Linked DNA regions of Mus musculus: regions 2 and 3 are each linked to region 1. The links are chromatin loops, found by intact Hi-C in ENCODE. Cell type or tissue: gastrocnemius. All regions are shown on one strand.

Region 1 (8,000 bases):
TGTATCTATCAGTAGATGTCGTAGATGGTATGTCTTCTTCCTGCTAACCATGCATCGTGGTAATTCTAGTCATGTGAAGTCCACCAAGATGAGTGAAGTCTTCACTTACAAGATTAAGAAAACCGGACTAGGGACTTTGTCAGATGGTATCGTGTCTGCTGAGCATACACCGTGCCCTGGCTTCTAGCATAAACAGGAAAGATAGCCCTTCAGATGTGGAGGCAGGAAGATCAGGAGTTTAGGGTGCATTCCAAACTAGCCTGGGCTACAGGAGGTCCTACCCCCACCCCTACCCCCCAAAAAAAGAGAAAGAGAAAAGGAGGATTAAAAAAGCAAATTAGATACTTTCATAAAAGGCGTTTTAGTGGAAAATGTAAACAAGCCAGGTGTGGTGGCACAGCCATTAAACCAAGCCCTCAGGGAGGCAGAGGCAGGCAGAGCTCTTTGAGTTCCACGGCCAGCCTGTTTCACACAGTGAGTCTCATGCCAGCTAAGGTTGTCTAGTGAGACCTTGTCTCAAAACCAAACAAGTGTTTTAGCTGGAACTAAAGGCCTGGAGTCCCAGAAACTCACAAAGCAGAAGCCAGAGAATCTCAAGTTTTAGGATTCCTGGGCCATAGAATGAGTTCAAGTCCGGTTGGAGTAACACTTAATCAGACCCCGTCTCAAAATAAAAAGAGGGCTGGAATGTAGTCTCACAGTAGAGACGTCCATCTGAGGCCCTAGGTCTAATCCCCAGTACTGTGAGGGGAAACGTGGACATACTAAGTGGATAACATGCAGTTACTGGGCTGTGGTTATAGCTCAGTGGTATGTGTGCTTGGTGACTCCTGTATGAGAGACACCCTGGCTTTAATCCCTAGAACTGAAATGAAATAAAAACACTGGAGATGATATTCCCCAATGCTGCTGGTGATACAACAGTGAACAATTGGGAAAGCTCTCCGGTCACTTAAGGGTGCTATCATTTTAACACAGCCCTCATGTTTCCGACTAGAGATAGGGAAGTTAAATGCTTGAGTCAAGTTTTGTGAAGTTAGTAGGGCTGGGTACAAAAAGATTTCTCCTTGTTCAGGCCAAAATGTTGCTTTCCATTCTGCCGACTGTGGATACCACTTTTAGTGCCTGAACGTTTTGAGACCATCTGATGAAATTTAACCTGTTTTAAATAGCAGGTCCTTGGACTATTTTTAAAATAAGCCAATTCTGAGCTCCAAACTTCATGGGCACTATCATTTCAATTGTGAGTGTGTGTGTGTGTGTGTGTGTGTGTGTGTGTGTGTGTGTGTGACATTGAGGACTCAGTATGGCCATAAAATTAATAGAGAGCGAAGTGTCACGAGTCTCAACCTTGCGTTCATTGTGAAACACAATGTGTTTTCACTATCTTATTTCTGTTTCTTGTCATATTAAAGCTCCTCCCAAAGAGCAGGACATGTGTATTAACTAAGAGAACGCTGCCATGCAGAACACAGATGGTCGTGCATTTTTGGCAGAGAGGAAGTTTTAATGAGGCATTTTAGTTGGAAAGCTAGTGTTCGTGAATGCTCAAATTACAAAGTAAGGAATCAATTGCTGTTTTATAATATCAGCTCGTTTTCTTGTTCTTCTAATCTAAGCACCCCATTTCCGTAGTGTTCAATCCAGGCAAGGGGTTCAAATGTGATGGCAAACAAATGGCCAACAGAGTCCAGGATAATAACAAAGAAATGATCGGCTGAAGAAGAGGCTACTAGCATGTCTGTCTGTCTGTATGTCTGTACACACGTATGAGCAAGCATAACAGGAAGTGTGTGGAGGCCAGAGGATAGCTTTCTTGATTCTGCTGCCTCATTCCAGCTTGTGGACCCTGGAGATCACATTCAGTTCCTCAGGGTTGGTGGCAGGAACCTCACCTCACTACAGCTGTGTTGCTACTGGGCCATCTGCTTACATTTTCTAGTAACTAGCCATACTGCTTGCCGTTTGTTGAATTAAATCAATGAATGGATGAATACATAAATAGAGGTAATGGCTGTGTGGTTAAGAGTGCATGTGTTTTTCTATAATGTGCAGACTACCTGTGTCAGAGACGACGTGAAAACAGGAGACAAGAGATTATCAAATTTCAGGGCCCAGAGGAATGGCTCGGAGGTTAAGAGAACTGAGTGATCTGGCATAAGGCCTCGAGGTAGCCCACGACTAGTCTAGTTTCAGGGGATCGGACGTCCCCTTCTGGCCCCTGCAGGTATACTACACATGAACTGCCACAGGCAAACACCCATATACATTTAAATGTTTTTAGAGAGAGGAAGAGATTATTACATATCAGATTTGACTGACTCAGAAGACCCATCCTTATGTAAAGGCCCATGTGCCAGAAAATAAGACAGACAGACACACACACATCTTTCAGGATATCATGTTTCTGTTTTGCAGTAAATACTACCTATAAAAAACATGGCAATGTTCTATTTCCTAAGGTTTAACATGCTCTATTTTTGGTTTTTGAGGCAGGGTTGTGTAACCCAGGCTGGTCTCTAACTGGTCGAGTAGCTGAGGATGGCCTTGAACTCTTGTTCTTCTACCTCCATCTCCTGAGGATGCAGGGGATACAGGATTCACTCTGCACTTAGGTTTAACATTTAAAAATGAAATTTCTAATTAGCAGATGACTGAAAGAGTGTGCCTGGAAAGAAAAAAAAAGGATGCCATATGTACTTTAAATAATCTTATGTTTCAACAACAAACTCAAAATAGGATATTTTAGTTATGTTGCATGTTTGAGCTCTACAAGATTCTAACTTGGAAAAACTTTGCAATACAAAACGAAGCTCCACTAGAGGTTGACTTCCTTAGGGTTTCTATTGCTGGCATGAAGACACCAAGACCAAAAAGCAAGCTGGGGGAGGAGTGGGTTTCTGTGGCTTACACTTCTACATCACTGTTCATCATCAAAAGGAGTCAGGACAGAAACTCACACAGGGCAGGAACCTGGAGGCAGGAACCTGGAGGCAGGAGCTGAGGCTGGGGCCGTGGAGGGGCGCTGATGATTGGCCTGCGTCCTCTGGCTTGCTCAGCCTGCTTTCTCTTAGAGCCCAGGACCACCGCCAAGGGTTGGAACCAGCCACAATGGGCTGGGCCCTGCCGCCTAGATCGCTAATTGAGAAAATGCCCTACAGCTGGATCTCCCGGAGGCTCCTTCCCCTCTGATGACTATAACTTGTGTCAAACTGACATAAAACCAACCAGTACAGATGTCTTCTTTCTGTTTTTCGGATTTGTGCATCACCGGAAACAAGAACATCTATCATATGACGTGGCTGAGGATGTCACTCAAAGGGAGGATGGGATGGCATTACAAATTTATGTTCCTTTTACTGAACAAACACTATACCCCTGCAACAACAACAGCAAAAGCACATGATAATTGGCGCCTGGCAACTCCAGTTCCAGGGGATCCGCTGCCACCTTCTGGTCATTGAGAGCACTGCATGCATATGGTTCTCACATGCATGCAAGCAAAAATAAATTTTTTTTTTTAAAAGAAAACTAGTTCAGTTTAGGTTAATAAAAGATGCCTAGACACAATGTAACCAGCAACGATCATGATTATTTTGGGTTTGTATACAGAAATGAAGTAGAGCCTATCCAGTCATTAGTGCTTGGCTGTTGAGACAGCTTCAGTAGTCAGCTCTTCCAGGCTGGCTGGCTTCATGTCCTTCCTGGCCTTTCCTTTTTCTTTCTCTTTCTCTCTTTCTCTCTTTCTCTCTTTCTCTCTTTCTCTCTTTCTCTCTTTCTTTCTTTCTTTCTTTCTTACTTTCTTTCTTTCTCCCTTTCTTTCTTTCTTTCTTTCTTTCTTTCTTTCTTTTCTTCCTTCCTTCCTTTCTCCTCCTCCTCCTCCTCCTCCTCCTCCTCCTCCTCCTCCTCCTTCTTTTTTAAATCCTGAATCACATTAAGTTCCATAACCATCAGAGAGTGATCATTACTGCATTTTTTTTTTTAATAGAAAAGACATCCTTTCTCCTGAGTTCTAGAGGTTAGAACCCAGGAAAGTTTATCCTATAGGGCCTTGCTCCATCTAATCTAGCCCGGCCAACATGCTGCTGGAGTCAAAGCCAGGGCCACTGTCTTGAGGCACCCGACAAGATTTAAAAGAAAACAAAACAATTCTTGTGGTTCCTCTCTGTTTCAAACATGGCCACAAAGGAAACCAGATTGGGTCCCCCTCTACTGTCCAGTAAGCATAAATATCAGACATATTTTTAAAGTATGCTAAAACAATGCAATACCGTGCCTTGGCAATGGAGTGGGATTAGAAATGTATGTTCATAGATTTCATTAAGCCACCTTCAGTGAAGATGTGCCTGTCTTCTATCAGTCTCCTGTGAGAGCAGAAACAGCTATAGAATAAGCCAGTTTTATGTATGGTTGTGCTCCCCCAAGTGTATGCTTAGTTGGGACCATAGGAGGTCACCTCTTATCTCCCTTTTTGGCTGCCCCACTGGAGGTACAGGAGGGCTGCCCCCTCCTTGTTCCAGTGATGGTAGGAATGAAAGTGACAAGGACTACTGCCTTGGGTCCTCCTGCCCTAATCAGAGGAGAAATGGGCCTCCAACAGATAAGTTAGCAGACAGACGCAGACATTGGACACCCGCCGTTCTCCCCTGGTTATTATGGCTACACTATACAGCGGGTTAGTCCAGTGGTACGGGCAAACCAAGTTCCTGTGTGAGCGAAATAAGTTTCTGAGTTATGAGTAACGGTGAGACTGAGATTCCAACAGGCAGATAGGAGGTGATAGACATAGCCAAACAGGAGTCCCATTTGTGAGAGACTCTTAGCCCAAGTCTGGTTCAAGCAAGACGGTCCAATTCTGGTTTTGGTGTGGAACACGTTTGTCATGGGAGGGTGACTCCGGGACCTTCCATTCACCTGTATCACACTTGGCGTCCCCAGGAGGACAGGGTGATGTTGTCTCCAGGCATGTGTCAGTCCGCTTTTCTGAAACATTTTGATGAACACTTGGTTCTGGGTTAGAATAAATGGCAGGGCACTGAGGAGGGAAACAGATGGTCTCCGGAACCCTAATATGGACTGCAGTCTGGACCCTTTGGAGAGGCTGGAGATATTTTAAAAGAATTGATTATTAATCTCATCCATGATAGGGTCTCTTAAACAAGGCAACCAGGGGTGGCCTTCCAAACACGATCTCACAGGGGGTGTATCTCAACTAGTATCTCTTTCTAGGAAGGGCCATGGGTGAAGGACTACGCCCATTTCTACTGGGTTTAAGAATTAATTTAGAGAGGATGGGCTTAGTAGTCTAGTTTATGTGTGAACTGTCTGGAACTCTGAGGTTAGGGGGCTCAGTGGAGTTTCTAGGTTACACTTAAGGCCTTGTCTGGATGAAGTGGAGACAAGTTCATTATCTGATCCAGTCGATGGGGCAGCCCATCGATTAGAAAGGAGTTTTAGCCACCGTCAGAGCAGTCTCCCTGCAGATAAAGCAAAGGCTCTCATCTCCTTGAGAAGGTATCCTCAGACACGAACAGAGACTTACTCCCAGGGCAGACTAGGCCAGCCTTGAACTCAGATATCTGACTGCACCTGCTTCCTGAGTGCTGGGATTAACATGCCTGGCTAACAGTTTTGTTTTAGTTTTAGTGTAAAAGTAATTCTGGCTTTTCTATGCCCACTCTAACTTCCAAATAAAGGCACAGAGACCTTATATTTATGAAAAGTCTTCTTGCACTGTATCTGGGCAAGGCTTGCATCTATTCCAACCCAACTATGCTGCCTGCTACCTGGCCATGTGCCCCGTCGTCACCTGACATCTTAGTCTTGGTCCTGGCTGCTCCGGCTCTATCCATCCTCCCAAGGGAACCATCTCTGGGGAATCCTGGCAAATCTGGTCAGCATCTGAATACACAGTGCACAAAAACCACCTCCCAACATCTCAGTGTTTGTTTCTGTAGCTAATAGGCTTCTCTTCTGATAAATCATGGCGGACATGGCATTTGGTAAGGCCAAAACTGAGGCTCTGGTCCGAGTCTACTTTAGTTTCTGGAAAGGTTGTTCCTCTGCTTCTGTCTTTTAAAAGGCGAGTCTCCTGCCTTTCCATGACAGAATAATGGGCTGGGGCAGTTACAGCAAACCCAGCAATCCACAGCTTGTAATGTTCCACATCCCCAGAAATTCTCCTACCGGCTTCTTGGTTTGGGGGATAGGGGTCCTGAGGATGGCTGCTTCCCTTGGGGTATCATTGAGCGTTTCCTCCCGTGCGTGAACCACTATCCTACCAGATAGCCTATATCCTACTAGAGACCTCCATTTGGCAGAGCTCAGCAAGCCCTCTGTGTACTTCAAATAGGAGGTGGTTGGCAGCTGCTACCTGTAGAAGATCATCTACACGCTGGAGTGGAAAGGAGCCAGGGTGTGACAGCCCGAATCCGGTTAAGTCGTTTTATGATGTCTCCCCAAAGAGTCTAGGGGAATTTTAAGTCATGTCCAGGTTAGCTGGCTATTCTCATTGGGCACTGGATCAGACTGTTCAAAGGCAAATATGAGCTGGCTCACTGGTACAGGGGGAATGGGGAAGAGAGCATCCTCAAGAGAGCATCCAGGCTGTCTATACAGCTCTGGATGTCTGTGAGGAGGGGACAGAGCAAAGTGTACAGATTTGGAATACAGGAAGGCATAATCTAAGCCAACTGGCATGGGGTGAGGATGTCAGCTTCTAACAGCCTCTGGATATGAGGAGCAATTTTTAGTCTAGTCTTTTGGTTTATGGGATATTGCCGAACCCTTATGGGCATGGCTGTATGGGTGGTACGCTGCCAAGCCTGTTGGATTTGTCCCAGCCCATACCTTAGGAAACTGTCGTTGCAGGTCCTGGAGCAGGATCCCTGGACCTGGATTTGTTTCCGGTGTGGAGTCTGGGAGAGCTAGAAAATGCATTTCAGACAGAGGGGCAGGTAAGCTGGGTTGGTAGCAGGTGCAAAAGAAATTCTAGGTTTTTGAGGAGTAAAGGCAGGTGTGGCGCCTAATTTTTGACAACTATCTCTGCTCAGGAGGAAAAGGGTGATTTGGGACCACGTGGAAGGAGTGAGTATCATACCTGTGGCTCAGGTTAACTGTTCTTATAGGTGTGAGATTATGGTCTGTAATTGGTGCCTGTGGCTCCTTGTACTGGCATTTTTTTTTTAAATTATTTTTTGGTTGCTAACTGGCCCCATTTCTCTGTTTTTTTAGGATCTCTTCCTTGGACCTGAGCAGTTCAAGCCCTGGGGAGCTCAGAGTGAGCTGACTGGACAGCAGCCAGCATACTCTTGGCTTCGCCTCTGCCTTTTAAGTGTCTTGGCATTGTACACGGAGAGCTATGCACTCCTGTAAATCCCTCTAACTTTTTGGAGTGTTTGTTTGTTTGTTTTTGTTTTGTCTGGAGGTGATTGAGTGACAAAGTTGAATTTAATGTCCCAGCATTTTCCGGAGCCAGTGGGTCAATAGAGGTATACAATTTTAAGGGGTTCTCTCTCTCTCTCTCTCTCTCTCTCTCTCTCTCTCTCTCATCGCTTTAGAACCGCCCTTAAGGAACTTCAGAAGTCGTACACAAATTAATGGTTTTTCGAGGGGCACCCCGATTTCCACTTATAAGGTACAGGTGAAAAGTGTCCAGGGTCTGAGAACCTGTGTGCATGCTGGGGTCCCAATCGGGGTGTTTGGGTGAGAAAGTTGCTTCAAAAGACAGTAGCTTTTAGCCACTGTACCGGTGGCTGAGGCCAAAAACCCTTTCTTGCCTCTGTCCTACTAAGTTCCCTACGAGCCAAAGAAAACAGAATCAGAATTGCTGGCAAACATCCCATGTAGGGCGATGGGTGTGAGAGACAGATTGGCACTTATCAGCGGAGGGGGGGTGGGGGGTGGTCTGGATCTTCCAGTTATACAGATCTGAAGCAGAAAACGGAACAGAGATCAGGAAAGGGCGATTCCCTTTCTCTAAATCACTGCCCACCTCCCCC
Region 2 (8,000 bases), 710 kb before region 1:
CATTTTGCACTAAAAATACATAAAAACACATCATAATACTAAGCTTATATACATAAGCTGAACTGGAAGAAATTCCAGATAGGGGCAAAAGTATTCCTATGAAACATTTGCTTGCTTCAAGGGATATATAATTTTCTGGCAAAGAGTTTGGGATTTTTACATCTAAAAACAGTAAAGTCTGAGCCAGTCTAAACTTTTCAAAAAATGTTATATTTATGCAAAGGTTATAGCTTTGCCACCAGGAAAGTAATTTAATTATATACTAGTATGAATCATGTATTTATGTATTATGATTTTTTTCTGATAATCAAAATCATAGCATATTAATATTTTCTAATTAAGGTAGTTTTACTGTATTCCAAACAATTTTCGATAATCTTTCCTTACAGGTTATACAAAACATTGTGGTTTTTCTCTCTGTGCTATGTATGGATCTCATGGGTTTATAGTACACTGGCAGAGTTTGTGCTGCTCTGCAATGAGAAGGAGTGAGTTCATGCATGTTGAGTATAGCCATGCAGACGCCTTTCTGACTCACCGTGCTTCCTCTGGTTTGAGTTTCCTGCATATACATTTATATTGTTTGCCCTCTACTACTTATTTAGACTATAAATCTTTCTTTCTTTTTAAAAGAAATGTGTGTGTGTGTGTGTGTGAGAGAGAGAGAGAGAGAGAGAGAGAGAGAGAGAGAGAGAGAGAGAGAGAGAGTATGAATACACTGTAGCTCTCTTCAGACACACCAGAAGAGGGCATCAGATCCCATTACAGATGGCAGTGAGCCATATGGTTGCTAGGGATTGAACTCAGGACCTCTGGAAGAGCAGCCAGTACTTTTAACAGCTGAGCCATCTCACTAGCTATTTCTTTTTGTGTCCTGTTTGGTAAATTCAAGGTGTTTCAAGATGTGGCTCTGCTCATCCAAACTTAGGGCTGTGATGCTCTGCCCAGCATCCCTCCAGCATCCCTTTACCTTGTGATGACAGTCTGCAGCCTCTGTTTTAGTTTGCCACTTCAAAGAAGAAACTTACTAAATGTTTATTTTCTCTGTTGCCTTTTATTGTTTTATTCACTTTTGCTCTGTCTTCATTTTTTCCTTCTTTCTACTTTGTATTTTACTTGGTCTTTTTTTTTTTCCACCTTGTCCAATGGTCCTAAAGGGATATTTTCATTTATATACATAACCATTTAACATGTTAATCTTTACTTCCATCTATGTTTTTCTTGTATGCATAGATCTTTATATGTTATGTCTTCCTTATCCTTTTTACTTTTAAATTTTTAAAAACTATTTTTGAATTAAAATAGAATTATTTTACTTGCCCCCCTCCACTTTTCCCCTACCTCTCCTTCACAGCTGCCCTCCTCCAAGCCCCTCCCATGTCCTCCACACTCTCAAGCTGGTAGCCTCTTTTTGCTTCCTATTGTTGTGTGTTTGTGTGCACAAACCTATAAAAACATAGCCCACTGAGTTGGATTTTGTTGTTTGTGTGTATCTGGGCTCAAGAATGGCCACTGCATTGAATGATCACTAAGGGGCTCTTCCTGGGGAGGGAGGGGTTAACTCTAGGTCTCCCTGAACTGAGTCTCCTGTAGCTCTTTGTCTAGGGTAGGGAGCTCCTCCTGCCTTCACACTAGCATGTCCACTAAGATTGCCATTGTTCTGGTCTTGCTCATCCCGCCAGTTATAGCAGAGGCTTCCTGGTATTCTGGCTCTTACAATTTTTCCACCCCATCCTCTGAGATGTTCCCTGAGCCACAGATGTGCGAGCTGTGATGTGGGAACTGTGGTGCAGATGTATCCCTGATTCTGGAGCTGTGGTGCAGATGTATCTGGGATGCAGGAGCTGTGGCACAGATGTATACCTTTGGGGCTGGGCTCACTATCATTGGTCGATCTCACTTCAAACATTTTCTAATTTCCATAGTGATCTCTTATGTTTCCTGGATTAATTGCATGTATTTTACAAACATAAATATTTCTGTCATTTTATATTTCTTTGCATCAAAAATACATCCTGTATTTCAATCCTTTGCATTTTTTTATGCGTACTTGTTCTGGCATACAATAATTATAGTAAATTGTCCTCTTTAGAATGAAGAAATGAAGTCTCTTGTGTAGTTACTGTGTAAAGCATTCTACATGTTAAGATGAGAACTTCATTCATGCCGTTGGCAATCATCTGTATCCTTTGTGATGTTTGATCTGTGAGCTAATAAGCCTTTGCAGCAATCATGAATTTTTGTTTTCAGTCGGTTTGTTGTTTGCTTTATGTATTTTCATCTACTTCTCCATGTTTGAGTTAGACTTATTTCTCCGAGGTGTGATCCACTTGGAAATATGCTGTTTGCATTTTTGCCGTTAGTGTTTTTTAACAAGGAAGCATGGCAAAGACATGTCCTCCTTACAAAGGATGGATAATAAAGATAATTTCCTTGTCTTGCCCCCGCTGTGTCTCCTCTCTCATTGCCTCAGCCCTCAGCTATTAGATGGGTGCCAATGAAGGCAGTCTCTCTGTGAACTACTGGCTGCGGTGCCAGCTGCTAGGATCCACTGGTGCATCAGGCCACACCCTCACAGCACGCTGAGGTTCCTGCCATATTGGGTCTCTCTTCTTTCTGTCTGTAATCAGATGACTTGGAACCTGCTGGCTCTGACTGGATTTTAGCACATGACTTTCATCTGTAAAAGATCCTGGAATCTTACACACTGGAGATGAGCTAGTCTTCCATTTTACAGCTGGAGTACTGCCTCATGTAAGAGGAAGGTGCTATACGCCACATTGCTTTCCAGCCCCCAGGTTTTTTGAGATAAAATGAGAATCCAGGTTATAACTAGATGCACCAGTTTCCCTCTAGGAGGTTTGTCTTTGTTTCTATCGCCTTAACAAGTAGGGAAGCACTTTTCTCGTGTGGTGGATATCTTGCTTATTTTAAAACTCTTTAATCCCGAGCCTAAGCTTAGTGTAAAACAAAGTTTGATTCATACCCAGTAGTAGCCTGAGAAACTTTCATAGAACTTGGGTGGTTAGCAGAGGAATGAGCAGAACCTCAACTCCACAGCTCGCTGCTGTGTGCAGATAGTTACCAAGTATGCCGAAGGAGTCACGTTCTGCTGAGCTATCAGTCAGGTACCAACGGCACCGAGGCTCAAATACCAAGTTACTGCTACCAGGATTTAGCAGCCAACCCTTGCCTCACTGACCAGAGGGGGGCGCCTAGGATCCCTGATAGCTGATGGCAGCCGGGCTGAGACTCAGCAGCTGCTGCCAGGCTAGACTCTGGCTGGGCTACACACCTCTGCCCTCCTTGCCTATCTCCTTGTCCCAGGCCTGGTGCTTGATCTGTGGGGCCACTTTTCCAGCTGAGTCACAACGACACAGCTGACATCACACTCACCTTCCTATGCCTCCAGCAACAACACCCCCACCCCTTCTCTAGCCTGGCAGCCTGGAAGGAAAGGAGTGCCAACGTATTTTCTAACATTTCGAGACCTCCATTCAGAGGCTTCTGGGGTGTTCTGGCACTCAAGAAAAGCCAAAGCAGGAACCCAGTTAGACCCTTCCAAAGGACTGCAGCAGCATCCAGCCCACCCTGGCCTGCACCAGAAAATCTGAGGGAACAAGAGGACTCTTTGTAATTCACACATTCCATCAAGATGGGCCCAAATCAGGTTCTGTCAACTCCCACACCACCCCGCTTTCCCCTGCTCCAAAACCAGAACCATTACATAGCTCAACAGACTTTTATTCAGATCGGAGGCTTTGTTAGCACCAAGGATTTGATCCAAGATTCTCTCTCTCTGTGGGAACTTGCATGGGCACCTCTTCCCCAAGCACCACAGCAAAAGCAGATGGCCGTCTTGGAGCGGGTCAGAAGTCCGGGACTCTGACAGGTTCAGAGTTCTATTTGCCAGGTTGAATTGCTTGTAATTAAAATGCTCCTCCTCCTTCTCCTCCTCCTCCTCCTCCTCCTCCTCCTCCTCTTCCTCCTCCTCTTCCTCCTCATCCTCCTTCTCCTCCTCTTCTTCCTCCTCCTCCTCCTCCTCTTCCTCCTCCTGCTCTGCTCTCCTGAACTTATCCTAGGAATGAGCAGCATTGATTCATGCATAGAAACAGATCTGGCCCAGAAGCGAACGCTACCACTAAACATCAGGGACATCCAGTAGAGATGTCAAGAAAGCTAGTGGGCCTGTGGTGAGCAATTAACCTTCCCCTTGGGCTCGATGTTTCCTACTTTTCAAGGCCATGGACCACAGTCAGGGTTCTGTGTGGTGAGTTGAAGCTGGCGTATGCATCCTCTTGTTTCTCGCCTTTTTGACTGTTCTCTCTCCATCCCCTTGCCTAAGCCATGCCTACAATCAACATTCTTCGTGTTTTGAGTCTTGTTAGTAACACTTCATGACATCAGTTAACATTTATCTGCTTTCTAGTGGGGGGTGGGAAATGCCTCATTAGTCTCGACACTTTAGTGGGTGAGGGCTCAGAGACACAAGCTGGCTTTGCTCCTTCCCGACTGCCTTGTGCTAATTGTCAGACTGCTCTCCAGTTGGAGAACTCACAAGGTGAGGCCTGGCCACGTGCATGCGCATCTTGAGGCAGTATGAATGGCTGGAGTCCCATCAGGAATCTTGTATTTCAAAGCCTTCCAAAAGAAGCAAGCAACAGAGCTTTTCCTATTTGGGGAGCTCCTCGTAAGAGCGATGGCATTCTCTCTGGTTGAGTATGAAATGATCTGCGAAGGGGGTCATGCTGGGACCATGGGCTGCACCCAAGCAAAGCCTGAGTCCTGTGCAGGGAGGGAGGCAGTCGCTTCCATGAGTCACTTTACAGAGTGCAAGCATAGTTCTGCTGGAAGAGCCACGCTCTGATCCTTAGATTTCCCTAGTTCCAGTTCCAGTTCTGAGTTCTGTCACCATCAGTGCCACAGCCAGTTCGTCACAGCAGGATGGAGTGACCATGTCTGGGCAAATCGTGGAAATAAGAGACAGAACACAGGTCCCCCGAACAACAGCTAAGGTTCCCCCGAACAACAGCTAAGGTTCCCCAAATGAAGATGAGATCCGGATTTCACACACCGCCCGACTGAGAGGAGCCAGGGTCTCTTGCCACCTCGGTGCCACCTGGGTGACACTGGCAGGCACTCTCAGACCCCTCCTGCTCACAGCCATTCGGTGTACGTCTTCCTGCACTTTCACACGTGTGCCTGCCTTCTTCGCACTCGGGGACAATGAGATTTAGTAACCCATTTTAATGAGGTAATTATATTTTAGCTCTATTATGTACAATTATGCCCGCCCTGAGTTGTTTCAGCCAGAACATGTGGGTGTTGACCTGTCAGTCGGTTTTGCTGCCCCACTGGGCCCAGTGTCTGGTCACACGCTCATGCTGATGCCACCCCTACTATGGCTCTGCAGGGGGTTGGTGCCAATACAAGGCAGGGGCACATGTAATTTCCTGTCCCGCCCAGAGGAACTCCTGATTGCTATGTGGTGGCCCACATCTTCCTCATCTGTTTTCTGAGCTAGCAAGATTACTTATCCAGAGCCCCAGCTAGTCCTCACGTTTGCAGGGGCTGGAAAAACAGGCCTGGCTAACCACCCGGGAGCATATAGTCTTTATTTCTTAGCTCTACGTGGTTTGCTAGCAGGGACTGGGGCTTACTGGGTGGGGATGCAAGCCCTAAACTGCCATAGAGTTGCCACCATCATGAAAACTCAACACAGTCACTCAATAAACACCTGAAGTATACTTTCTCAAGGGTAGCCCCTGGAACCACAGTGTCACGTCCTGGCTCAGAGTTCCGCTCAAATGTCCCGGCCTGGTCTGAAAGCTGCAGTCTTTGCTCTTAAACATCGTTCAAGTACTTGGTTCATCATATCTCTTCAGAAAACACGCATCCCTCTCCCACCTTCAGCCCTTTGGCCCCCAACTGAGGGGGCAAAGAATTTATGAACCATTCGATCTAGCACCTAGTCAAAGAACCACCCAGCCGATGAGGTCCTGTCTCCTGCCTGCTTCCAAGGCCTGCCTTTACTCTACACACTTTCCATTTTGGATTGCCAGTTGGGCCCTTGGTATCTTTGATGGCTTGTTCTCATACCAACTCCGCAAGGCAGACACAGGTCTTGGCAGGAACCAGGAGGGTTGGAAGGCTGGAAGGACAGCCCAGCAGCAGCAGCAGCAGCAGCGCAGAGATCAAAGCCACGTCTATGCATCTCATACTCTTTCTTTCCTCTCTATCCTCCATCCACCTCAATGCCAGGAGAGAGAAAAAGGGAACAAGCCTGATTCTAAAGCCATCAGAGAGGTGTCGTTAAGGGGGCAAGTCACTTGCTGCTTCCGGGGACTCTTGGACTAAGATAGAAACAGTATGTGCTTTCCAAATTAACTTCCTGGCAGTTTGGGGAGAGGACCTCAAATGATTTAAGTTTCCCTCACAGTGGGCTCATCAAACACAGGAAATTCAGGAAATTGTCTGTTCCTGAAGCTTCTGATACACAAAGGGAAATAAAATTTATTTTTTCATTTCCCCATTGAAGTTTGGTTCTGAAAACGTACCATCCTTACTGGCTTATATTTTGTTCCCTTGACTGTGGTGAATTCAATATTAATATGCGTGATAAAATCACTTATTTTTGAGGCAATGCTAGTCTCTGCACATCATTATGAAATTAATGTTATTGTATTGAGATAATTTCTAGGGAGGGGGTTGAAAACTCATTATTAGTGAGATATTCTGATGATGTAGCGCGAGGCAGTGACATCGAAACATTAGCCCTCAGACATGGGGGTAAACATGGTGTTCTCAGGACCCGAGAGATATGGATATTATAAATTTCTTGATATTACTGTTTGCCTTCTTACTTTATACCTCGTAGTGTCTCGATATCAATGGCACAGACTTAAACATTTCTCACACAAGGAAACATGAAAGCTGTCAGAAGTGTGTGCAGTCACATAAGTAGGTATCTGGTGTGGCCAGTGTGCAGGCTCAGAGCTACTCCCCAGTGTACAAGTCGGGGGTGTTGAATTGTAGAAGCAGCTCTGGGACACTGTTTCTTTTATTATTTTCAAGGTTAAGCGAGGGCATGCCAGTGATAGAATTCTCATCAACCAGCTTTAGGTTCCTGTCCTCAAAAAGACATCTTAGTCATGGCTTTCAAAGTTTTCCACATTCTCTATTGTTTCCAAAACTGCATGTAATTTTAAGGCTTTATGAAGCCTTCCCTTTGCTGGTGGAAAGATGTTTCTAAAAACTGCCAGGCCATTTGTTTCTGTTGTTCAAAACAGAATATCAGATACTCATTAAACTGTGGGGGATGGGGGAAGAGAGTTATATTTAGATTTGATATAATTTATATAATGCCCCAAAGATATGATCAGTGAGGCGATAATATGAAATTTCTTTTCACTTCTGTGTATTTTTATACAATGTGGCAGGTGTTCTTGTTTATAATTATCTAGTTTGGAGGAAGATTTTTAATATTTTTTTTAATATTGAGATAGTTTGTAAAAAGTTAAAATAGTGGCAATGCTCATATCCATACACCATTATGAAACTCATGTTTTTAATCTTGAGATAATTCCAAAGGAGGGAGGTTGGAAATTCATTATTAATGAGATATTCTGATGATACAAAGCTGTGGTTAGAGACATCGGAACATTGGCTCTCAAACATGGGGTGTAGGCATTTCTATGCTCTTGTGACCCAAGAGAGAAGTCTGACTTACCGAGAGACCATCTGTTGTGAGGGGTGTCCCATGCCTGACACCTGCCACTCCACATAGACTATCCTGTCAAAGGACGTCTGATCCAAATGGATTAAGACATAAACATTATTGAACAACCCAGTTCACAAAGTGAGGGTTTGTTGGATGTTACTTGTTGGCATTTTCATTTCTGTTATGTTGCTTGAGCTGGATTAGAGAAAACAAAACACAGCAACTTATTGTCCCTACTAGGGTCTAAGCAACAACAGGAAAGGCCAGGTGAAGAATGACA
Region 3 (8,000 bases), 500 kb before region 1:
GTCAACAGTGTCTCCTAAGCCTGCTATGTGACAGGCCCCAACCAAGCCAACTGAAAAGTAGACACAGGAAGGTCAGTAAAATACGGTGTTGGCTGGCAACACTCAGGGATGGCTTGGGGGTCTAGGGCTACTGCTTTTTTTTTTTCACACAAACTTGTAGTAAATAAAAACAGTAATAATGGCTTTTTAAAAATCTGCTATTTGTTGAGAATTTAGCAAATTACTTCATTCCATCTGCTCAGTATAAAATACTTTTTGGGCCTCAGAACATGCATCACAATCTACTTCAGACTGAGTGAATTATTTTAGCTCTTCATCTCCATCGTGATGTTATTAAGGGTGGGGTGGTATTTAAAAGATGATTAAGGGACCCATACACACAACTGGGGTCAGGAACCTTTTGAAAGAGTTTGGGAGGACCAGTGTCTCCTTGGCTTGTCGTTCCCTTCTTTTATCAAGTGAGGACATGACGTTTTTCCCATCTGGTGGGCACAGGAAGAAAGGTTCCATCCTGGAAGCAGAGACTGAACCCTCACCAGACACACCTGCAAACTCCTTGATCACAAACTTCTCAGCCTATAGAATCGTGAGAAGCAAATTGCTGTTTGTAAATCTACCAGTTCCGACTGGTTATGACATCTTCTTCATGTGGACCAAGCCCAGCTCAGGCATACCTCCTCAGAACACAGCCCTACCACAGCTTAATCTACAGAGAGGGACAGAGCAACTCACACCTCAGGAATATTGTGTTATGGATCATTTTAGCAATGAGACTAAGATCGTAGTGCTTTGTCATTCAATTTTCATATACATGATAAGAAAAATACAGAGGTCTTTGATCCACTTAGATTTGAGCTTTAGTCATTAGATATGCACTCACTGATAAGTGGATATTAGCCCAGAAACATAGAACACCGAAGATAGTTTGCAAAACACAAGAAAATCAAGGAGAAGGAAGACCAATGGGTGGATACTTCATTCCTCCTTAGAATAGGGAACAAAATACCCATGAAAGGAGTTACAGAGACAAAGTTTGGAGCTAAGACGAAAGGATGGACTATCCAGAGACTAACCCACCCAGGGATCCATCCCATAATCAGGCACCAAACCCAGACACTATTGCATATGCCAGAAAGATTTTGCTGAAGGGAGCCTGTTATAGCTGTCTCGTATGAGGCTATGCCAGTGCCTGGCAAATACAGAAATGGATGCTCACAGTTATTTATAAGATGGAACACAGGGCCCCCAATGTAGAAGCTAGAGAAAGCACCCAAGGAGTTGAAGGGGTCTGCAACCCTATAGGTGGAACAACAATATGAACTAACCAGTACCCCCAGAGCTTGATGTCTAGCTGCATATGTAGCAGAAGATGGCCTAGTCGGCCATCACTGGGAAGAGAGGCCCCTTGGTCTTGCAAACTCTATATGCCCCAGTACAGGGGAATGCCAGGGCCAAGAAGTGGGAGTGGGTGGGTAGGGGAGCAGGGAAGGGGGGAGGGTATAGGGAACTTTCAGGATAGCATTTGAAATGTATATAAAGAAAATACCTAATTAAAAAAAAAGAAAATATGGTGCTGATGGATAACGATTTAAAATGGAAATAAAACAAGCTCACTACTATTTATACTTCCATATCAATTAAGCATATTTAGAGATTACAAACTGAATTCCTTTAAAAAGGTACATTTTTCAATGCAGAATGAATCAGAGAATTTTCAATATCATCCAATTAGAATATGTATATATATATATGTAAATATGTATATATATGAGGCTGAGTTTATCATATACAACTACTAATTGTGTATTAATTAATATCTGCTTATTGTTCTCACTGATTGACTTTGTAACTGCCACCAACGTGAAATTATAAAGTAAATGTCCCCGGATAAAATTATATTTTTATCTGTTTCATATGCTGAGATTATCCATCATATTTTGTTTGGGGTGGGGGGATATTTCATGCTAAAGAAAATTAAGACCATAGAACACACTGAACAGTTCAGTGGCCCCTCCAGTGCCCTCCGTGACTCCTTGGCCTCCATAGCCCCTCCCCCTAACTTACACGCCTTCCTTCCTCTCCTGAGTGCGGCTCATGAGGACCCTCTTCGCCTTCCATGTCTGCTGTCCATCACATGCCAGCGTCTCCAGGCATGAAACATGTATAATCATGGAAATGTTCACCTATGCGCTTCCCGTGTTGCTGTAACTTTTTTGTCGGCACGTCTACATTCCTGCATGGGAAGGGCTGTGCTGGACAGGTTTAGGTACGTGCTGGCTGCTCACGGCTAGGCTCATACTATCTGCTAAACAAATGTGTGTCCGATGAAAGAATGAGCAAATGAGTGGTATCAATAACAATCGCGATTCAGCCCTTGGTGAACTTAAGCATTAAGCTTTCAAAACATTTGTGCCTGGTACTTACTGCCTCCTATGCCGCTCTGCTCCTAGGAGCTGCCTCATTTAGCCTCAAACAAGCTCCCTGAAGGAGGTAATATGATTGCCATGAGAATTTATTTCAAACGAGAAAAATGGAACACAGTGAATGATCAAACTGTCATGGCTAGTAGAAGGCAAAGTGACCTTGGAACCCAAGCTCCTTTATGGTCTGGGCCCTTCCCCGAGTGTGTGCTGCTGCCTCCTGCACAGTGAAGCCTACATACAGGGAAGCTGCAGGTTTCCTTGGTTTCCCAAAGGCTTGAGAACTTTCTGGCAGAAGAGATATGTTAGTCATCTACATTTGATGGTCCCAGAGTATACTGAACTCTTAGATGCTGATTTCAGTGCTGTCTCTTGTTCTTGCCGAGCCAGTGTGTCTTGTTTCTCCATTGGCCATTGGAAAAGCCAGAAAAAGAAGTTGAGGGCCCATGTGTCTTAAACACCAGTGCAGAAGCTGCTATCTACTGGCTGGCTGAGGCCCCCCGTGAAGCTGCTTAATAATATTTAAAGTGTATCAATCACCCCAGTATACCACTGCCTGCTGTTGGGCTAAAATACACATGAAATGCCTGTTCTATTAAATTTCCTTTCTTTCTTTCTTACATTCTAATTGCTTAATTATAACGTGTTGTGGAACTTGAAAGCAATGCTTGCTCAAATTATACTAAAGGTTGGTGTAAATGAGATTCAGCTGTGGCGTTCTCGTGTGATTTTTCTTGCTGGTGCTGAGGTGGGAACACAGTCATGTGCATGCTAGGCACATGTTCTACCACTGACCTGCATCCCTGTTGAGATGTGACATCTGAACTCCAAGGTGTCTCCTAGCAGTTGCTCTGGCAACACTGAAGTCTTCTTGCCTCTCTTCCTGGTGTGTGTCCATCTTCCAAAGAGGTGAAGCTCAGTCCCAGATAGGCAAGGCCATGCTAGACTCTTTATCTGGCTCTCCACGTGGTGGCAGTACACAACACTTCCTTAGGGAGGAGCTAGACTCAGGGCCCAACCTTTGATTCTCAATCTCTTCCTTTTCTTCGGAGGCAAATTATCACAAACTTTTAAGTAATAGCAAATATTATTTGTGTCTGTTTTGAAGCAGTCATTCAGAGTGACATAGAGCTTTGCCAAAGTCAAACTAAACACATTTCATCACACCATTTTTCATAGAGAGGTTTTTCCTTTCACAAAATTATCCACAATTAAAACTGGAGAGAGATTTTTTTTTTCAACTGTCACAGCCTTTTAGAAGATAAAGTTTTTTTTCCAAAAAAAAAAAGCAATTTATAATGCCAGTAATTTTCTCTCTCTATCCTGCCATTATTAAGGCTACTGGTTTGGGGTTTATTTATTTATTTGTTTTTTTTTTTTTAATTCAGCCCCTGTCTCTCTGTAATGCTCACATAATGGCCTGTCTCTAACTTCACCCATTGCCATGGAAGTAATTATTCTACTCACTCAGACAGTCAATTTGCCACCAAATCAAAGAGGAAGTAGTTGGGTTCAAAACAAAACAAAACAAAACAAACCTCCCTCCATGGAGCAAGACAAAATGAGGAGGATAGAGAGACCACAGAGTTCTGTGGAAGGGGGCTGTGAGCCCAGGTTTTGAAATGAAATATCATCTGAAAAAGACAATGACATTGAAGTGAATAAAATGACTGTTAGAATCCATGATTAGAAGATCCTGAATGAATAGCTCTCTACAGAACTCATACTTCATTCAGTAATATTCTGAGTGAATCCTCTTTTATAAAATCTGGGAAAGGAATCACAAGATCCATGCTTTGGACATAATTTAAGTCAGCATGTCCTTGATGGGTTATTTCTCTGCTGGTAAAATGAGCCAATCCAAGCCAGATTAGATATATTAAACAGAAGCTGCTCTCTTGAGAGTTCACAGGCCAGGGGAGTCGCCATGGAGAAGGGGAAGAAAAAGAGAGAAAGGGCTGAGGCAGAGAGAGAAGGAGGAGGACTACAATGAGGAGAAGGAGTGGGAGGAGGAGGAAGAGGGGGAGGAGGAGGAGGAGGAGGTGGAAGAGGAGGAGGGAGGCCAAACTGTCTGGATAATATAGGGAGGAGCCTCTAGGAGAATGGTAGCCCAACCTGTGGGCTGCAAAGTTCAAGTTGGGAGCAGGGTATGCCAGGTATGGACTGAGAGATTCTTGGAGGACCTAGAGGCCAGGTCTGCTTTGATATGTAATATATGCACCTCAGTCCCTTGTCCCGGGATCCAGGGTCCAAAAACAAACAGTCCTGTCTCTCTATTTGGGGGAAGGCTTAAACTAAAACTTCCCCAAGCATAACAAAATCTACACTAGAAATGTCATGAAATAGTCCTGAGGTCAAGGATCAAGTGGTCTCTGACTACAGCGTCAAAGATTTTGTCATACAAAGTACACAGAACCCATACTCAGGAGACCCCGATACAAACTGGAGCTCTGTTCCTCTGAACCCCAAGAACACAAGTAACCCCAAAACAGGGCTATTCCAATGACCAAAAGAGAAGGATGATGCCACACTTTATAAACCAACACTACCTTCCAAGTACTACTTAGTATTGTTTCTGCTGTTTGTTGCCCACCGCCATCCCCACCCCGGCATGCGCTACAGAATGTAACCTTTGCCAGCAATCTGGTTTTGTTGTTGTTGGTTTTTGTTTCGGTTGCATTGGGTTTAGGTTTTTTGAGGCAGGGTTTCTCTGAGTAGACTCCTTTGCCTGTCCTGGAACTTAAACCAGGTTGGCTGGCCTCAGAGTCAGAGACCCTCGGCTTGCCCCTGTCTCCTGAGTGCTGGGACTGAGTGCCCATCATAACTGGCTCTGACCAAACTGTAAAAGGGCATCATCAGAAGCTTCCCAGCAGGGAAGAAGGTGTGGTCTGAAGAGGAGGGAAGAGGTGGGAACCACGTGCAGGGTACATTTCCGCCTCTTCCTATAGAGGTGCAGACCTGGGCACGGAGGATGTCTACGGCTTAGCAAAGTGACCCATGGTGCTCTTGGGAGGTAGTGGAATCTTTAAAAGGTGGGAACCACTTCTGACCACTCGCGATTGCCCTTCTTGTGCTTTTTCAGTCCAGCCATGGGGTAAATAGTTTATTCTACCACACCCTCCTTACCACAGCTCCAAACCATCGGAGCCAATTGGTCACAGTCTGAAATCTCCATAACTGTGAGACAAAATGAAAACAAACCCTCCTTCACTCTGAGTTCATTAATCAGGGGATTTTGTCGGAGTACTGGACAGCTAATGCACACAGGAAGTTCAGACTGGACAGTGAAATTGTAGGCTTGAGTGACAGGGACCTGAAACCTGCCACTATATAGCCACGTGACTCCCGGCTATTTCCTCACTTATTTGATTACGCTTTCAAATTGTGCACAGAGACACAGGATCTGAAGTCAGGCAGTTTGAGTTCCAATCTTGATCCCTCAAATGACTTGAGAGGTTATCTTAAGATAAATACACAAACTAGCCAGTGTTTATTGGGCATTTATGAATGCCGGCACTGTTCCAAATGCCACCCAGGTATTAACCCAGGCAGTCTTTGCAATTACTGTATGCCTTAACCCAGTTATTACAGCTACCTCCCAGCTCCTAAAACAGAGGACGAAGCTGGACCTAAAGTGCTTCAGTAGCCTGGCAGAGTTCACTTGGCTTGTGGGTGATACTCACACATACATCACAGGCATGTTGGAGTCTACTGAAGAAGTACACACAGCTCACTGACTGTCCCATGGTGAACGCTCAAATCTCTGTTAACCGTAGTTCATTGTTCACTACAGACTTATTATGCCTGTTGTCTTGTTAGATACAACAATACTACTACCAATACTCTCAGCCTCCTGTTCCTCGTGGTTCCAGGGATCAAGCACAAAGGCTAAAGAGTGTAAAGATGGATAAATAGGTCTGCGTTGGAATGTGCACAATAAAGGCAGAGCAGCCATTGCTTTATTTTAGCAGAATCTGACATCATTTCCTTGTAAAGGAAAAATGCAATCCAAAGGATACATCTAACTACATTTTTGTACAAAGCAACATCAGCTGATACTGTATGTAGCGAGTGTCTAGAATCTGCCCCATTTGCCCCAAAATAACCAATTTGGGTGTAATCCTTGGCTTGGTGACTTAGCTCCAGCCCTGCCGTCAGGACACTGGACCCTCACTGGAACATGGCATGCCTAGTGTTCTGACCCTCTGCCTAAAGAGTGCAGTCTTCAGGGTCTTGCAAACAGCACCTGTCCTTTGCTCGGTATTGACTGGGTGTTTATAAAGCCTGTTCTCCTGGACGTATTCTCCATCACCCTGGTATAAACTGTGCTATCAGTTTTGGATTGTAAAGATCCCGGGGCAGATAAACAGTGGCCTACCCTGCTTTACAGGAACAAACTACAGACACCCCATGAACCTGACAGAGAACATGATAATGCTAGGGAGTACCAGGACTGTTTCCTCACAGATTTCTGAGAGAGACAAGCCCACAGCAGTGTGCAGCTAATCTGATTTAGTGGGTATTTCCTGACCTGCTCTGACCCGATGTCTCGGATGGACACTTCACAGCTGTATTACTTCCCACGTGACTTAAACTCTTGTTGTTCTGCTTCTTCATGTGTAAAATGGAGAACAGACTACTTGTAAAGACATAAAAGAGGTTGTTGCTTCAGTTAACCCTCACAAGCTCCGCGGAGGAACCTCTACCCTGCAGAAGCATTCAGAGTGGAGGCTCAAATACAACTTCCATCATTTCAAACGTTCTCCAAAGGGTGAGGACAAGGAAGGACTGCTTTGAATAGGAGAGGTCTACGTGGGATCTCAATACCGTTCACCTCACTTGTCCTTACACTTTTGTTTGAACTCTGGGCCCAGGATTCCTTGGTGTCTGTGTTTGCAGATCCGTGCTCGGAAAGCTTCTCAATAATGGCTTCAAAGGGAAGCAAAGCCAAATGGACTGTAGAAGTCAGAGTCCCACCTCCCTCCCTGTGTGCTGGAAGTCAAGTCTTTCCAGTGAGGCAGCCCTCGGTAGGAGGTGCGCAGAGCACGAAAGCTGGTCCTGAAAGCCTTGCAGGTCATTGAGGGCAGGTGGCCCCTAGTGGAGCTTTATCTAAGGGGACTTGTCACTGGAATTCAGGCATGAGTAAATACATTTTATTTGTGCCAAAGGTCATACACCCAGTGGAGCTGCTGACACAACCAGGGTCACTTGGGGCTGTGACATGCACTCTGGAGGTTTATCGCCATGGGCTGGGGAGCAAGTGACACTGAAATTCCTCCTTTTGGAAATTTGGGGTTTAGAACCTTAACAATGCAGAATGGTGCCTCATGCCACTGTACCGTGCTCCTCCTTCCTCCTCCTCCCTTTCTCCTTTTTATTGCCATTTGCTTATAAAATAGTGATCACGGAATTCAACATTGGTCTGCCTTGTGCAGTTAGAATTATGTCTCTCACCTAAACCTAGATGCTGCCTCCACCCCCCTCTCACCATTTTTACTTAAGGTAATTTGCTTCTATTTTTCTACCTGTTTTATACACTCACTCTTAGAAAACATATTTTCTTAGTATTGTTCCCAGCAA

What was found. Peaks named below come from ENCODE experiments on the same cell type or tissue, not always from the same donor. Only the 100,000 strongest peaks of a DNase experiment are listed, where the experiment ranks them.
Region 2: a loop joins it to region 1, with 7 times the contacts of the local background. A loop is called at or near these places in 29 of 42 quality-filtered maps.
Region 3: a loop joins it to region 1, with 12 times the contacts of the local background. A loop is called at or near these places in 35 of 42 quality-filtered maps.

The regions. Positions count from the first base shown.
Region 1 is chr3:52,258,041-52,266,040 of GRCm38, reverse strand. No RefSeq gene overlaps it. Among named protein-coding and RNA genes, the nearest start is that of Foxo1, 6.3 kb to the left of the region's middle. In gastrocnemius, a CTCF peak has its summit at 3,461 (motif pointing left); DNase peaks (open chromatin) are centred at 3,089, 3,448, 7,301 and 7,800; H3K4me3 peaks cover 747 bases; H3K27ac peaks cover 1,690 bases.
Region 2 is chr3:52,970,587-52,978,586 of GRCm38, reverse strand. No RefSeq gene overlaps it. Among named protein-coding and RNA genes, the nearest start is that of Gm30402, 17 kb to the right of the region's middle. In gastrocnemius, a CTCF peak has its summit at 3,206 (motif pointing right); a DNase peak (open chromatin) is centred at 3,220; H3K27ac peaks cover 203 bases.
Region 3 is chr3:52,754,148-52,762,147 of GRCm38, reverse strand. The region is part of intron 1 of Gm2447 (predicted gene 2447); the gene reads right to left. Among named protein-coding and RNA genes, the nearest start is that of Gm2447, 18 kb to the right of the region's middle. In gastrocnemius, a CTCF peak has its summit at 3,403 (motif pointing right); a DNase peak (open chromatin) is centred at 3,368.